Linked DNA regions of Homo sapiens: region 2 is linked to region 1. A link is an interaction called in ENCODE POLR2A ChIA-PET data of the cell type or tissue named here. Cell type or tissue: MCF 10A. All regions are shown on one strand. Each heading gives the region's core, and the rest is flanking DNA. Links, peaks and the distances in the headings are about the cores only. Region 1 overlaps LOC105375463 (a long non-coding RNA gene). Region 2 overlaps CAV1 (caveolin 1).

What was found. Peaks named below come from ENCODE experiments on the same cell type or tissue, not always from the same donor. Only the 100,000 strongest peaks of a DNase experiment are listed, where the experiment ranks them.
Region 2: POLR2A ChIA-PET joins it to region 1 with 5 read pairs; 5 of 35 experiments call an interaction of 5 or more read pairs at or near these places.

Annotation. Positions count from the first base shown.
Region 1 is chr7:116,313,466-116,317,870 of GRCh38, reverse strand. It overlaps LOC105375463 (a long non-coding RNA gene), which reads right to left. Exons shown (of 7, transcript XR_001745336.2): 4 at 1,361-1,439. Among named protein-coding and RNA genes, the nearest start is that of TES, 110 kb to the right of the region's middle. RefSeq lists enhancers at 403-552, 653-732. In MCF 10A, for the core only: no CTCF peak of the experiment used is centred there; DNase peaks (open chromatin) are centred at 390, 850 and 2,350.
Region 2 is chr7:116,529,037-116,533,441 of GRCh38, reverse strand. The region is part of intron 2 of CAV1 (caveolin 1); the gene reads right to left. Among named protein-coding and RNA genes, the nearest start is that of CAV1, 6.2 kb to the right of the region's middle. In MCF 10A, for the core only: no CTCF peak of the experiment used is centred there; no DNase peak of the experiment used is centred there.

The sequences.
Region 1 (4,405 bases), core at 338-4,337:
CTCAGGAGGCTGAGGCAGGAGAATTGCTTGAACCCGGGAGGCGGAGGTTTTGGTGAGCTGAGATTGCACCATTGCACTCTAGCCTGGGCAATAAGAGTGAAACTCTGTCAAAAAAAAAAAAAAAAACTATATATATATAGAGAAAGGTATGTATCAAGCCTGTTAATGACCACGGGCCATCTGTGTAGTCACACAAAAGTGTCTAGTTTTCTTCCACATTTCTATGTGTCTTCTTTAGCATTTTCCTTTCTAAAAAACAGGCTCTATAACTGGGCACACTTGAACCCCACAATTAGTCATGGATGTGGTGATTCATCAGGCTGGCTTCTAAGTGCAAGCAGCCCTGGCCTTTCTAAGCCTTGACTGTTGGCAACTCTTTTTTCCCCGCTCTGAATCAGACGTGTATTTGTTTGAGTAATCAAGAAAGAACTGTCTGTCTTGTGACCTTAGAGGCTGGTGAAAGGGAGCAACTGAGTGTTTTTGGCACAGGAAGGTTAGTGAACAATGCAAATCTGTAGATCAGAGAGCACGCTGCTTGGCTGCTGACTCTGGGCAGACTTGAATGTCACAGAATGCTCTGATTGCCGGCAGGGTTTTTCACCCTCTGCCGAAAGCCATTTTAATATAAGCAGAATAGATTTCAGGTATTCCAGAAACCATTCTTAAACTTTCACTGTGTTCATGTTGTTAAATTCTATACCTTCTATTAAGACTTGCAGTCTTTCTGAAATGAGCATTTTGAATCTGACTGTGATAAGAGCCAGTGAGAGACAGCTTTACACATGGATGCCACTGGGAAGAAAGCACATCAAGTAACCCTGCTGAGGAATGAATGAATCAGCCTAATGCAAATTAGGTGAGAAACTGGACCGCACAGAGGGGATGTTGAAACCATTTTAGAGATGAGTGAGAGGGATGATAGCCAGTGAGTGAGCCCAAGAACTTTGATGACAATGAAGGCAGAAGAATCTGGTGGACGCAAAGGATTCACTTCTTATAATGAATTCACTCATCCCATTTGCCTGTTAATCAATGGGTGTTTTAAAGATGCCAGTTGGAGGAAGTCCAAGTGTTCAATTTTAAAAATGCCTATTAGATTAATTACAAGAAAGTCTCTCTCTCTCTCTTTCTTTCATCTGTCATTTTTTCTCTTGTTAGGGGTATGCAGGAGGTCTTCTAATAGACCAGAGAGAGATACAAGCCACAATTCGGGAAAATATCCCAGTAGACTCCTCTCTGCCTTATGTTTGGCATTCTTGAAATCTACGCTATCTGTCTTGAAATCTTTGAACAATGTACAATAATCTTATGCTTGCCCAGGGAAACCTGTTCCATTAGATGAGGTGAGTTGGTTACATACCTTCTTTGACTTGTGTTCCCAAGTGATCTTATTCCAAATATGACTTGGGGACACTTGTATGTGCCGTTCTGATATTGTCCTAAAAGGAAATTATTTTGGAAGTAAAGCCACTGATAAAATCAGCTCAGGAAAATGCACTTTGCAAATATGAGAATATAGGCATTATTAAAAGCCATGCTATAAAAATACCAATGGTTATTTTTACTGAGAGTAGTGTTAAATTTATGGGAGGCTATTGTTTTGGACTAAGCTCTTGCACTAGGCCCAGAAGAACAGACCAAACCAGAATGGAATCACTAGTGCTAGGTCCCCAAACTGGACTTTAAAATCAGCCAGTTAGAAAACAAACAAAAAAACCCCCAAAAAAACACAAAACAACAACAACAAAAAACAGATTCACAGCAATCAATTAAAAGGGGCCCAGTCAACCTGAGCTGACATAATAAGAAAGTCCCCTGGCTCTGCTTTATCCTTTTAAAGAAAGTAACTTTGAAACAACCAATCGGCTTTCTGTTCCTGTTTCTGCTTTCTTCAGGCTTTTCTGCCTATAAAGCCCACTGCCTCTCCTCAGCTTACTAGCGTGCTTTTCTGTTTCATAGATGGGATACCGTCTGATTAATGAATCACTAATAGTTTAGATCATTAAACTAAATTTGTTGAAATTTTTATTTTTTGACAGTAGTTACACAAGAACAATAAAATACCCTTAAGAGGAAAGTGAGAATATCTCATCCGAGAAATGTGAGACAGACAGAAAAAGGTTTAAATAATTGTATTCAAAAGCATTATGTAAACGACAAATAACACATGAAAGTCTAATCTGAAAGGAATGGGAATTAATGTTATAAAGGGAGACAAACAAAAATCAGGTTTCTTTCCACATCTCAACATGGAGGATTTTCCTTTACCCTGGCCTCCTATTTCTGTGTGCAGAAACTTGCTTCAACATGTCAGTCCCAGCTCTAGCTGTCCTGATTCACTCCTCCTTAGAGGGAATGAGCTCACCGGGCAGACTCTGCCCGGTGGGGACTGTCTGGGGAAGTCCTGTCATTCCCCGGGTCTGCGTTGGCATCACTGCTCTGACAGTCTCTTTCAGGAGTTACGTGTTGGAGGCCAGTGACGACTGCAGATCTAAAGCCACATTTTAAAATCCACTGTCTGTGAGGCAGTGGTCTGACTCCTCTTCTCTTTTTCAATTGGTTCTGATTTTAGTTAGGAAAGGAAATGGTTGTTTGTAGACCTACTAAAGTTCCAATAGCTGATTATAAAACAAGATTCTATGACATGCAAGAGTATATTGGAGTCAGAAAAATTAAATAGAATTTATTTTCCTGAGAAGAAACAAACTGAAAAAAGAAAAACCAAACCTCTTTATGTTTATTTGTTTGTACCGATATACGACATCAGAAAGGCAGCCGTATAAAAGAGAATCAGGCTGGAGGGAGCTTAAGCCTCCACTAAATGGGGATTGATTGACCAGAGAAGAACTGGAACTATTAAAAGGCCTGAAAGAAGAAAAGAATTATGAATTTTGCTCCTCTCTCCTTCCAAAAAAAAGTAAATGCACATGTTTGAGAGGGAAGCATGGCCATAGATATTGTGATGCCATGGGGAAATCGATTTCAGGCTTTAAATAAGGATCCATCACTGTGAGAGGCCATGAAGCTGTGCCCAAAAAAACTTCCTGGTGAACCAGAGGAGGAAGTGTTCTCTATGGGTAGGAGAGAGCTTCATTTCAGAGAAAAGAAGGAAGGACTAAGAGAGTTAGAGGCCGGAGGGAAAGAAGGGACAAGTAAAGGGAGTGGAAAATGGGTTGACCAAAGACAGGCAGAGCCATTCATACGCAGATCTCAGATGAAGCACTATTTTCATTTGGACTAAGAAAAAAAAATGGTGACTTCTTAACTCTTATAAACTGAGCACTACTCATTGAAAACCCTGGTATCAGTGTGCAAGAACTCGGTAGGGACTTTAGAATGACCATGTCTTTAGCTAAATAACAAGTGACTGAAATTCAGTCCCTTCCACAGCTGCTTTATCTGGCAAACATGTCTTCTCCTCCACTACCAGCCCCCCGGATAAAATACACCTGGCCAACTCCTGCTCATTCAAAACTCCATTGAAATGGCTTCTCCTTCAGAAGGCTTTCCTCATCCCTTTCAATTCCCATTCCCCTCACCAACCTTACTTGTCTCCTCTCAGATTCTGACTGGCTGGCCCAGGGTTTAAGAACTTCAACTCTACAGTCAAAACAATCTCTGCAATTTGCTGTCTGCGTGATCTTGGGCAAGTTATTTAATCTCTCCTTAACCTTAGTTTCTTCATGGATAATAGCTGGCAAATGATAGTATATATTCCATAGGGTTGTTGTGAGCACTAAATAAAATAATGTACATGGAGTGCTTGACACTGTGCCTGGACACTGCCTGACAGTGCCTGGACTCAGTTAAAGGTGGTCATAATTACTGGGCCAGTCTTTCCCCTTCCCTACATGGCATTTACCACATTCCCTTTCCACTGTCTATCTGCCTATCTATCTGAAGATCTGTTTGCATGGGGACATTGAATTGGAAGTTTAATTCCTAGTGCCTGGTACATCATGAGGCTCCATAAATGTTTGTTGCATGAATTCGGAGAGTAAGCCTCCCCATTCTCTACCATAAATGATACTGATGTCTGTGGTTGTATTTTAGAAAGGACACATTAGGCAAGAATCTGCCCAAGTCAAGCGATACCATTTTCTATTCTTTAAAAATATCTGAAAAAGGAGATTCTACAAACTCCTTTAGTAACATTCTACAGTCAACACTTTCTCTAAGTCAAACATATGCCTCCATTTTAAAATGAAAGACTAACTCCTAATTTTTTATATCAGTTGAAAACAAAAACATCTGCTTTAATTCCCTGTATTCTCTCATACATGTAAACATTCATATTGGCTGTTTATCATTCTCTCCTTATTAAAACAAACCTATTTCTTTAACCTTTTCAAATAGTCTTTTCATGCCTTTTAATAATTGTCCTTCTGAAAAATACTGTGTCATA
Region 2 (4,405 bases), core at 211-4,210, 220 kb before region 1:
CCCAAAATATTTTTGGGGCGTTCATTTTATTTTTATTTTATTTTATTTTATTTTATTTTATTTTATTTTATTTTATTTTATTTTATTTTATTTATTTTATTTTTTGAGACGGAGTCTCGCTGTGTCACCAGGCTGGAGTGCAGTGGCGCAATCTTGGCTCACTGCAATCTTGGCCTCCTGGGTTCAAGCCATTCTCCTGCCTCAGCTTCCCCAGTAGCTGGGATTAAACACGCGCTACCACACCCAGCTAATTTTTGTATTTTTCATAGAGATGGGGTTTCACCGTGTTGGCCAGGATGATCTTGCTCTCCTAACCTCATGATCCACCAATCTTGAGCTCCCAAAGTGCTGGGATTACAGGAGTGAGTCACTGCGCCCAGCCTTTTTGGGGCATTTATTAACTGCTTTTAGACAAACAATTTTGCTCCCTACATATAAGCTCAAATCTCGTGGACTACTGAGGAAGATAAACCTATGGGCCTAATATTTTCCGTCCCTTCTTCCTCCTTGGTGTCCAGTGGGACTAGAACGCTTTCCAGTTGAAAGAGATCATGAAAGCATTAGGCCATTATGCTGAAACCACACCTGATCTGATTACTTCATGCATGCCTTTTCCTGACTGCTAAAGAAAAAGAATTTTGTGTCGGTCTTTACTTTAGAATCACCACATTCAAGTTTTAGAGAAGACAGTTACAAAAGTTGCAAATATTTGTTTTCTAATCTTGGCACAATCCTCTTGCACTACAACAGGTTGCCTCTGAGCATCTATGTGTTAGGCATAATTTCTAGGGGCTGAGAGTGTCTTTTTTAGAAAGTTGTTTTAAAACAAGTATAGTTTGCAAATCTTTTTCTCTAGGGCCTCAGATTATGGTAAAGAAGATACTAAATATGCAAGGTCTCCAGGGTGTGGAAGAAGAGTGTGTGTATCTTGGAATAAACCATCTTTGTATAAAGACAGCAGCCCTCAACTTTCCCCACAGCCAGGGGGATTATGGAAGGTCCAACCCCGCAGGTGAGCGCACATAGCCCTGTCCTCTTAGAGACCAGCTGTTTCTGGTCATTCCATCACAAAGAGTTATGTTTAAAAGTAGGGCAAACTAAAAAGCAGTTTCATTTGGAATATGAAAGTGTCTGTTATTTTATGGACTTGAGTGGGCAGGATACATAAACAGGTGGTTTTTCAAATTACTGGACTTTCCAGATGCAGCTCACTATTGCAGCTGTTCCTACTTTGAACCCCTTAAAAGTGTAGCCAACCCTGCCGTTAACTGAAAGAATATCCCACATCATGAAGCTTTTCATAATTCAAGGGTACTTGGTGCACCTTGCCTTAAATTTTAATAAATAATATGAAATCATGTTCAGTTAAAACCGAAGTTTTTTGATTGCAGTTAATAGATGGAGGAGGGAAAAGACTCTTTTAGTAAGCATTTAAAATGTATGTAATTTTGGGTTGAACCTGAAAGCATTTCATATGCTTAAGAATGAATAATAGCTGCCATTTTGGTATCATCCTTTGCTCAGTATTCTGAGAACAATTTCCCACTAAAGATGATCATAATGCAATTTTACAAGCTGGGGATTCTGAATTCCACGCATGACTTCATACATGGTAGAATATCAATCACCAACTTGTGAAGCTATCTCCTAAACAAATACACAAGCAAAACTAATACTAATGCCAACAGAAAAAGATATTAACATGGTGCCGAGACAATCTGATCTTTTAAACCTAATGCTAGACAACGAGTTAGTGGGTGCAGCGCACCAGCATGGCACATGTATACATATGTAACTAACCTGCACATTGTGCACATGTACCCTAAAACTTAAAGTATAATAATAATAATAAAAATAAATCTTATGCTTTGATTAGATGTATATCAAATAAATAATAATTTTATAAATGACTGTTATACTGATATTAATCACCAATTGCTCTAGAATGCTTTCAAGTTGAAAGGGATCACGGAGGCATTAAACCTTTGTACTATAACCAAAACTGATCTGATTATCACCTGCGTGCATTTTCTTGACTGTTAAAGAAAAATTTGTGTCTGTGCATATTTAAGAATCATTACATTCCAATTTTAGAAAAGCAAGTTATGAATGCATATTTCTGTTTTTCAACAAAGACCTCCTTTCAGATATCCTGATTTGTCTCAGTGCTAACAGAATCATCTAAACACATTTTTCCTCTCATGACAATAGTCCATGGTGAATCACATAATCTTATCTATTCTTCTTTAATGATACATTTCAAAATATTCACTTTGGGCAGTAACTATGTAAAAAGATGGATAACATTTTAAACTTGTTAGCCCTTAATTTCTATTAATATTACAAAAGAGGAATTGGAGGCCAGCCTGGTAACCATGATGATCCCTTCAAATTCTAAAATTCTGTCATTTTGTGCATGTATGTTTCGATCCACAATGCCACTTCGCATTGTCTTCATTTCACATCTGGACCATGATGCAATTACATCTGAACTCTTTTCTGCTCAACTAGACTGGCTACTTTTCATTACCTTCTGTACCTTCACCAGAGTCATTTTACAAAAACGTCACCTTCATTATACCACACCGATGCTTGCAGTCATTTATGGCTGTCCACTGTTGACATGATGTCCAAACTTATCATGAGTGCTGGATTTACAGACTCCGCATTTTACTATGATCAGTCTTTTCACCTTTATCACCTACCACTCTGCCACATGAAATCTCAAATCCCAGTCTGATTGAGCTACTACAACTCCCTTGTGGGAGACATTCTTGTCTCCATGCCTGGCTCGTTTAGAATGCCTTCCTGTGCTTTTGCCCCAGCTATTTGCAATCCATCTGTCCTCCATGACCCAATTCAAACTGCACCTCCTTCATACCATTCTCCATTAAACCAGCTGCAATACATCCTCCTTCTCTGACCCTGCTATCCTTTTCATGGCTGGGTCTCCCTAACACTTCATATTGATACCATTCCCTATTTAAAAACCTTTTTGTTATGCAATATTCAACACTACTGTATTTACTTTTGATTCCTTATCATATATATTATATTTGGTCTGTTTCCAAAATGATGAGAAGGCTTACAGTAGAGATCACATAAGACAGTATGTCAGTTAAAAGGGGGAAGTGAAAATACAGAACCATATGTGGGAACATGAATTAATGAAACTTAAAATCCAGCTATAGATTTGAAACTGCTTCCTGGCAGTCAAGGCAAAAAAAAAAAAAGGAAAAAGGACCAATCAGTTTCCATGTAGCAGTGACTTACTGTTTTGGTTGTATGTATGTATTTTTTAAAAACACTTTTTACCTGTGTGCATGTCGTCTCACTAACTGTAATCTTTGTGATTGCTAGGATTTATTGTAGGAATTACATAGCAAAGCATCTAATCTAGCATATTGCATGGGTTTAATAAATAAATTAATTGATGGCTAATTTTATCAGAATTATAGATTTGAAGCCATTTTATTTATCTAGAAAATCAAAATAAGTACATAATAAACATGTGAATAACAATGTGAACAAAAGATGACACAGAAATCTCAGAGGGAGAATGAAGGGTTTGAGTTTGTGACCACTTTAATTAAAGGAAATTTTAAAAAGTATTCACAAGCTACTTAATATTTTTGGGTAAATGTCTATATTTGGGTAAATTGTCTCATAATGTGGAGCAGCAAGCTTTTAGTAAGATGAGAAATTAATTTTATTGGAACTGGATTGTATACTATAATGTGTGTCATTATTACTAGTAAAATAGGTAATAATGCTGCACCTTCTTGAATATAAACTCATGCCACACATGAGTTTTCTTTCCTCTCCAGAAATGAAACTGGGGTTTCATTTCTTCTCTAGAGTTTTGTTGTTGTTTTCTTTAACTTGGCAAGGGGATGCTTTTACAATGCAGAGAACACCCTAATCTGGCACTGTCCAATAGAGATTTCTGTGCTGATGGAAATGTTCTATGTCTGTGCCACTAGCTTTACCTGTTGCACACTCACAACGTGGCTAGTGTGACTAAGGAACTGAATTTTAAATTTTACTTGATATTAATTACTTGAAATTTAAATGGAAACACAAATGGCTAGTGATTACCATATTGGACAGAGCAGCTTTTACAGGGCTGCTTGCTTTTAGGACCAACTTTTCCTTACTTGATTGGGTACCTTTAACAGTAGATTCCATTGGCCACTGGTTCTTTCTTATTATGTGAAGTTTTAAGCTACCATGCATTAGCAGTAAAGCTTTGGGTGCTTTTAAGAAGCACCCAAAATTATTGTCATGATTTTTTTAAGAAGTCTGTGTTGTTGGCCAGGTGTAGTGGCTCACATCTGTAATCCCAACACTTTGGGAGGCCAAGACCAGTGGATCACTTGAGGTCAGGAGTTCAAGACCAGCCTGG